Linked DNA regions of Mus musculus: all the other regions are linked to region 3. A link is a loop called in an ENCODE intact Hi-C map of the cell type or tissue named here. Cell type or tissue: heart. All regions are shown on one strand. Region 1 holds the start of Ipo4 (importin 4). Region 2 holds the start of Tm9sf1 (transmembrane 9 superfamily member 1). Region 3 holds the start of Rabggta (Rab geranylgeranyl transferase, a subunit).

Region 1 (2,500 bases), 87 kb before region 3:
GCAGAAGTCCCACCTGTACAGGAGCAGGGGAGAAGAGACGGTCTCGTGGTCTATCCAGCCTCTGTCCCTCCTTCCTGCCAACAGGGCAGTGCCAGTACCTCTTTCTCGGGGCTATGGGAACTATGAGTGCTGTGCTGAAGAAGGTTCATGAACTGAGGCCATCCTTGTAGGCCTTCCTTTCGAAAAATGGTGGCTGAGAGCTGGGCCAAGCTGACACTCACAGAATGCCTACAAAGAGGAGGTCCATTCATATAGAAACACCTTTTACCACCCTTCCCTTGCAAACAATGCCCCAGGCCCAAGGAGTGGCCAGAAAGAGAATGCAGGTATGTGCACGGTCTTTCCTAAGGCAGACCCCATAAGACCACCGACAGCTGGGGGTGAGGAAAGGAGGGGGGCATTGTGATCTGGCTCGGTCAGCACCACTGGACAGGCTGAATTCAATTCAGTCTTGTTTTCCCTATCTGGGTTTAGCTGATCATTTTCAGCCATTCTCAAAAACTTTAGGGTTTTAGTTGGGCAGTGGTGGCACACACCTTTAATCCCAGCACTTGGGAGGCAGAGGCAGGCGGATTTCTGAGTTCAAGGCCAGCCTGGTCTACAGAGTAAGCTCCAGGACTGCCAGGGCCACACAGAGAAACCCTGTCTCAGAAAAACCAAAAAATTAAAAAATGAAAAATAAATCACAAAAAACTTTAGTTTTCACATGTTCCACCTTCTAGGCCTGAATTAAGTCCTAGTCTGGGGCTGAAAAAGAAGGTAGAAGTCCAGTATCTCAGCCCCAATCAGTTAGGACCCCCGAGAGTGGGTGCTCCACACTTACACTGTCTCTTTCTGCAGTGCTGTCAGGACCAGGGACTTGAGGCTGGAAGACAGGTGGCAAAGGCTTAGTACTCGGCCTGTCAAAAAGTAGACTAGGCCCGGCCCCTCCCATCCTAAATCTAGCCCACCTCTCCCTCTGCTCAGGTGCCAGGCGTCGCCAGCGATTGTTCAGCCTTCTGCGGGTCAGGACCGCTGCAAACTGGCGGATCTGGGGTGAGAAGAGGTTGCCAGCCAAATGAGAATCACAGGCACCAAGAAGATGATGAACAGATTAGGACCGCAGGGGGCGGAGGCTGGAGCGGGACCAGGGACACATTGAGGAATTTCAGAATTTCGGCAAGGAGGGGCAGGTGACTCGCCTGAGAGTCGGTCGCTGTTGCCAGCAGATCGAAGAGTGCGGGCAAGGCAGCAGGGTCCCGAAGGATGGTCTGGAGCTGCTCCGTAGCCTGATGGAAGGCTGGGAGGTCAAGACCGGGCCTTTCCCACAGCCTCCCCATCCCCGTAGCCCGGTCAGGCCTGCCCATACCCGGCGGATGCGCTCCGTGTCGGGCAGCAGCAGCTCCTTCAGGATCTGTTCCAAACCCGCAGGCTCCATGGCAGCTGCCGAGCCGCCGCCGACGCCGCCGCTGCTACAGGGCCGGGTGGGGAGGGGGAGGATCGGCACGTGGAGACTCCGACAGCAACTTCCGGCGGAAAGGGCGTTACTCTGCGTCTCTCCTGTCGCCTGGGTGATTCAGCTTGCTTCCCTTCAAAAACTGCGGAAAGCTGGTGGCTGGCGTCAGTCTGGGCTTCCGTCTGCCTGAGCACCCGCTGACAGAGCCTCGGCACCGTGGGTTCCCTGTGCCGACAGTTCCCAGAGTCCAGAGTTTGTGTGGCAATAGCGAACTCGGGTTTTCAAAACAACTGCATTGACAACAGGCCTCGGGTTTCTATAACTAGACCAAAACTTCCAACGACAGGATCCTTTTTCTTAATAAATTTTATTTTAATAATTGTAAAAAGAAAAAAAAAATCAGGACCAAAACGTAAGGCAACTTAAAAAGTTCAAATATATATATTCCTTATATAATAGAGATTTTTAATTTCCAGGTCCTCTCTAAAGAGGGAAGGAAGGCGACAATGCCATCACACAATTCGGTCAGAAGAGAAGCTATCAAGTGAAATCAATGGGGCATGATGAAAGCAGGAAAGAGCCAGAGTTCTGTGGCTTAGAACTCAGTCCATCTTGAGGTTAACATAGATATAACGGATGAACTTTAAAGAGGAAAAAAAGGAGATGGTACCCAGCATGAGGAAGAAGACATAGCCAGTCAGTAAAGAGTAGCCAAAGAACTCTACTGTCTGTACTGCCCCTGACATGTTAGAGCGCCGGGCATAGTAGAAAACTGAGTAGAGGAAGATGAAGAGGCCGGTGGAGCCGACGCTCAGCACGGATCGCCACCACCAGCGGTAGTCTTCCCCAGACAGCTGGAAGTAGGTGAGCGCAATGGAGATGCAGGCCCCCACACTCAGCAGGATGGCGAAGACAAAGAAGAGGATGCCGTACAGAGTGTACTGCTCTCGACCCCAGACTGTGGCAAAGATGTAGTACAGCTCCACGGAGATGGCGCTGTGAAGAGAAAAAGACAATGCACATCATTAAAGCTCTGTTCATAGCCACAGCACGCGGAGCCAAACT
Region 2 (2,500 bases), 79 kb before region 3:
AAGGAAAAAAAAGAAAAGTAACAGGGAAGGCTAAAAAGTAAAAAAAAAAGTCATGGAAAAAAACAGAGGCATGTACGGAAGGAGAGAGACTTGCACAGGACTCTGGGACCTATTACTGACAGCGAAGAGCCTTAGGCTCTAAGCTCCCCGCTCTGCATCTCTGGATCCATGTTATCTTGAAAAGTCAGTTTGGAACATCTAAGCAAGTACACGGGGTTGTAGTTGGAGTCCAAACATAATTTCCATAAAGGTACCATAGATGCAAGGCACCCTTAGTCCCTAGCAAGGAGGGCTGAGTGATATGTACCGCGGAGAGCAGCTGACCTGTGCAGAACTGAGCTGCATGTGACACAGAATTCTCTTCTCCACATTCTCCCGAAAGCGGATCTCGTACAAAGATTCGGCCATTCGGTCCCCATCCAGAACTTCACCCAAACTAAGACTTTTGTGGCGGATCTTCTCAGGACAGCAGACTGGAAGCTGATAGTAGTGGTAAGTTTCCTGAGGGTTATGGTAGGGTCCCACTTTGTTGACATATAGAATGACAGGGTCGCCGGGCTTGTAGTGTGTGACACCTTCCACCCATGGCCCATGGCCTATGCCCAGCAACAGTATCAGGACTGGCAAACAATGGCAGCTCCAACTTCGAGGGTACCCTAGGACTGTCATCCTTAAGGCAGCAGAACCTGTTGGGGGAATCCCGTGGTTACAGAAACTAGGAATCAAATCATGATGACCCGGTTCTGGTCTCTCAAGTGCCCATTGGCTCCACCTCCTCCCTTCGGCCTCCCGATCCCCACACCACAGAACTTATCTATCCCAAAGACGGGGCCTGGCGTGCACTCAATAGTACTCCCAACCTAGGGTTCACGCCTCTAGGCCTCCCCAGCCCGGGGCTGCGCGTGCCAACCCGTTTCTATAGCAACGCCCGGCGGGCTCGCTGCTACGGAAGGGGCACTCGCCGCAGCTCCAGGGTCCTCACTGCGAGGTACCGGCTGGCCAAAGAGGCGCCAGTGGCCTCACGGGGCCCCGTAGCTGCCCTTGGGCTTCTGCCCCGGTCTTCCAGACAGCGGCGCCGGAGCGGTAGGCTTGCGGAGGACCTGACGACGGACCTCCTCCGGGTTGTCCGCCGCTGCGCCTGATTGCCGCGGCTGCTGCCACGTCGCCGGCGTCCGCCCTCGGCTCATTCGAATGCTCCTGGAAGAGCTCTGGTTCGCCCGCAATCCGGCCCGGCCACGGATTCCACGATGCTCGCTCCCCGAGCCACCGAGCGATGCCAGTGGTCGTCCCGGCGAGCAGCACCGCAGCCCGGACACGTCAGTCTTACCACTTCCGCCTTCGCCGACGGGGACCTCAGCTCCGGGAAGGCGGGAAGGCTCTTCTCCTGAGCCAAGAGCTCCGCGATGCTCGCCGGTGTGTCGCGGGCGGCTTCCCACGGGCTCTCGCGCGGCTGGGCTGTCCTCTCTAGGATGGAGAGAGACAGCTGGGGAGCGGGAGCGCGGCACCCGCCCCCGGCTGCTGAGGTCGGCCCGGACGCGGAAAGTTGTCCCTAACCTGGGCGGGGCGGGGCTTTGTGCCGCGTTCCCACGCCAGGGACCTGTAGCCTCCAACACCTTGGTAAAGGTGCCCCTCCGAGGCTTTCTGGAGGCACGGACCGGTTATTGTTGGCAACAGGCATGCGGGAGGTAGGTGAGGTGCACCTACAGTTTGCCATTTCACCCTGCAAGTTGTGCGGGTTGACAGCGCGTTTTTTTTTTAAGATTTATTTATTTATTATATGTAAGTACACTGTAGCTGTCCTCAGACACTTCAGAAGAGAGAGTCAGATCTCGTTATGAGATGGTTGTAAGCCACCATGTGGTTGCTGGGATTTGAACTCGGGACCTTTGGAAGAGCAGTCGGGTGCTCTTACCCACAGAGCCATCTCACCAGCCCGACAGCGCGGTTTTTGATCGGAAGTAGGTTTTTGTTTTGTTTTTTGAATGTGGAGTCCCTGCAGACCTCGAACCCGGGGTCTTTTGAGTCTCCGCCTTCAGAGTTTCAGAGCTTACAGGTACCATCTCACTTCCGTCATTTTGTTCCCAAGTTCGTCTGTGGGACGTTTGGACTTCTCCCTAACTTTGCAGGTTTCTTTGAACGCGTTACTTTTGTCTGGCTCAAGCTGTTGTGAAGGGGCTCTGCCCCTTTTGAACAGTGACTTTCACTTGGCAACATGGGAGCAAACGGAAGGAAGCTGACTTCAATTTTTCTATTCTGGCGGAAGCAAGTACTGAGAGAAATCACAAGCAGCCATTCTTTCCTCACTCCTACGACTGTTCTTTTCTGATCCACCCACTGTCCTGAAGCGGTTAGAGTCTAGGAAGCTAGGCTTGAGCCAGACACAGTGGCTTTTGTTTTGACCCCTTTGCCCTCCTCAAGACAGTCAGTCTTGCTGTGTTGCCTGACTGGCCTTGGAACTGCTGCCGAAGCAATAGCCCTGCCTCGGTTTCGCGAGTAGCTG
Region 3 (2,500 bases):
AGCCAGCAGCGGTGGTGCCAAGTGCCATAGGACTTAGGGTTCACACGCAGACAGCTCTCAAGGAAGCCTAGTTCTGCCTTCACAAGAGCAGCCAACTCCTCAGGGGACCTGGACCCCAAGAGAAAGGGGGGTTAGAGCCTTCCAACATCCAACCCCAACTTGTCCCTCCCTTCTTGTATCTGGTCCCCCTACTATCCTATCTCTATGCCCGGCTACCCCAATCCTCCTCCAGTTCTGCACCCAGGCGAGGGCCAGGGCAGAGACCTGAACTACTACATACTTCTGGGTTTCTAGCTGCTGGAGCACTTCTCTGCGACAGTTCCAGAGGGTGGCAAAATCAGGGTTGGCTCCCAGAATCTGGCTTGTCAGTTCTAGGACGGATTCATCCAGCTCGCCTGCCTCCCGCTGTGAAGACAGGTTATAGGGTCAGGGACCACAGCCTTTCCCCAGCTCTAGGTTAAACATTATAAACTCTGAACCAGTCAATAGTGGCACTATGCAACAGGTACTGTGCAAAACCTTACATGGCCTAACAGGTATTTTCTCACTTAATCTTTGCAATACTCGTACACAGGTTGTGCAATCATCAGCTCCATTTTACAGATGAAGGCAGTTCCAGTGACTCGAACAAGGCAATACAGCAACAACAGACAGAATCAAAATTTGGATCCCTACAGTTTGACTCTAGGGTCAAGCTTTTGGTCTTTGTATTATTGGGGACTACCTCCGAGGGCCCCACCTTCTGGAAGACAGCTTGAGTGGCTGACTGGTAGAGCTTTAGCTTCTGTTCCCGCTCTAGCCTTTTGGCCTCTGCCTGCTCTTCGGACGTCTTCACCTTCAGGCGCCCATGCTACCAGGGATATGAGGATAGGATAATATGAACGCCGGTTGCCTCGCAAGGGCAGTCTTGCAGAAGCCCGGCCGAGATAGCCACGTGGGATGAGGGCATGGGCATGCAGGGGAAAGGGGCTGAGCTCAGGGTTCTCACCATGGTTTCGGCTCAGCGTTGGCGATAGGGGAGGGGTCCGGAGGCAGCCCGTTCAATCTGCCGAAAGAGATGTCAATCACAGAACCCCGCCCACACGGCCCCGCCCCCCAGGTGTTTCCCGGAAGCTGCCAGCAGGCCCAGGATAAGGATCCCCGTGAGTTAAAAGGGGGCCGGCGGCTGGCACTGTGAGGTCAGGAGGAAGCGCTCACCACAACCACGGCCTCCGTCCCCACGGATCTTTCCGAAGCCCCACCCGTCAGGGCCGAGGCACACGCCGCGCATATAGAGAGCAGTGCCCGCCCGCCCGTCCGTCCGTCCCGTGGACCCTTGCACCCCCTCCTCCACCGGCGAACTCACCTGCTCAGGGAGGAGGTGCCAGGACGTGCAACTCCGGCCGCCACCGAGTCCCAGTGTGGCTAGAGCGGCTCCGTGCTGTGTGAGGTGCGGAGACGAGGCGCTGCGCCCCCTGCAGGCCTGGCTCTTCCCATTCGCAACTCAAACTGCAGCCTTGAAGGGACTGGTATCGGCTCAGGACACCCCAAGACCAAGTTTTCAGGACAAAGGAGCTTTATTTGCCCTAGAGGGACGAAGTATAGGAATAAGAGACAAGACAGGAGATGGAGAAGGGGAAAGAGAAGAGGGGAGGGGGGGGACGGGGGGGGCAGGTATTTCTCTCGAAGAGGGGACAAAGGACTGTCTTTGAATAGAGAGGAGACAGGCATGGCCCATAGGAGAGTGGCAGTTTATAAAGGTAAAAGGGGAAATCCTGTGTTAGGATGAGGTGAATAAGGGAACGGATCTCGGTAGCTAGCTTTAGGAACTCAATCTAACGTTTTTAGCAAGACAGAGGGAGTGGAGAGAAGGGCAAGGCCTGACAGAGCCATGTTTGCCAAACTCAGGCTGGCTAGAGTCCCTTTCCAGGCTAAGTGAAGAAGTTTCTCCAGCAACCTGCTATCAGCGAGTTCTGGCTGCCAAAAGTTCTCGGTTTCCTTCCTGTTCTCTTGATTTCATCTACATTCATGGTTACTATATGGCACCCAAACCTCTCTCCAGTCCAGACGTCCACAAGCATAATGATAGTGACAATTATATAGCAGTATATGTATTTGTTGACATGGTCAAAAGCTAGAGGCAGTGGTGCTGTTTGTAATGTTCAGCTTCTCAGGGGGTCGACACAGGAGGGTCTAGAGTTTAAGATAATAGTGAGGTTTCTAATTTTTTTAAAAATTGAGTATCACTGGGCAGTGGTGGCACACTGCCTTTGATCCCAGCACTCAGGAGGTAGAAGCAGGCAGTTCTCTGAGTTAGAGGCCAGCCTGGCTTACAGAGCGAATTCTAGAACAGCCAGGGCTACACAGAGAAACCCTGTCTAAAAAACCAGAAAGAAGAAAAATGTAGTTTCGCTTATATGTCCTAGAGATATTTCAAACTCTAAAAGCTAAAAAAGAGTCCCCCCCCCCGTCTCCCCCCTCTGAGTGCCAGCTTTATCATCATTGTTGCACTAAGTGGCAG

The links. A loop is a pair of places that touch in the nucleus more often than their neighbours do. Peaks named below come from ENCODE experiments on the same cell type or tissue, not always from the same donor. Only the 100,000 strongest peaks of a DNase experiment are listed, where the experiment ranks them.
Region 1: it touches region 3 in a loop (2.0-fold over the local background); 3 of 42 quality-filtered maps call a loop at or near these places.
Region 2: a loop joins it to region 3, with 2.1 times the contacts of the local background. A loop is called at or near these places in 3 of 42 quality-filtered maps.

What each region holds. Positions count from the first base shown.
Region 1 is chr14:55,634,182-55,636,681 of GRCm38, forward strand. It overlaps Ipo4 (importin 4), which reads right to left and starts at 1,503. Exons shown (of 30, transcript NM_024267.7): 1 at 1,349-1,503; 2 at 1,182-1,268; 3 at 951-1,030; 4 at 824-865; 5 at 99-228; 6 at 1-13. The coding sequence starts at 1,417. Tm9sf1 (transmembrane 9 superfamily member 1) reads right to left here. Exons shown (of 5, transcript NM_001360063.1): 5 at 1,784-2,431. The coding sequence ends at 2,038. In heart, no CTCF peak of the experiment used is centred here; DNase peaks (open chromatin) are centred at 1,060 and 1,530; H3K4me3 peaks cover 1,491 bases; H3K27ac peaks cover 1,054 bases.
Region 2 is chr14:55,642,270-55,644,769 of GRCm38, forward strand. Tm9sf1 (transmembrane 9 superfamily member 1) reads right to left here and starts at 1,102. Exons shown (of 5, transcript NM_001360063.1): 1 at 325-1,102. The coding sequence starts at 669. It also overlaps a transcript of Tssk4 not described here. In heart, a CTCF peak has its summit at 1,073; DNase peaks (open chromatin) are centred at 1,082 and 1,332; H3K4me3 peaks cover 2,459 bases; H3K27ac peaks cover 2,248 bases.
Region 3 is chr14:55,720,856-55,723,355 of GRCm38, forward strand. Rabggta (Rab geranylgeranyl transferase, a subunit) reads right to left here and starts at 1,408. Exons shown (of 17, transcript NM_001360387.1): 1 at 1,346-1,408; 2 at 989-1,045; 3 at 740-850; 4 at 281-405; 5 at 1-108. The coding sequence starts at 991. In heart, a CTCF peak has its summit at 1,446 (motif pointing left); DNase peaks (open chromatin) are centred at 2, 1,066 and 1,396; H3K4me3 peaks cover 1,359 bases; H3K27ac peaks cover 1,439 bases.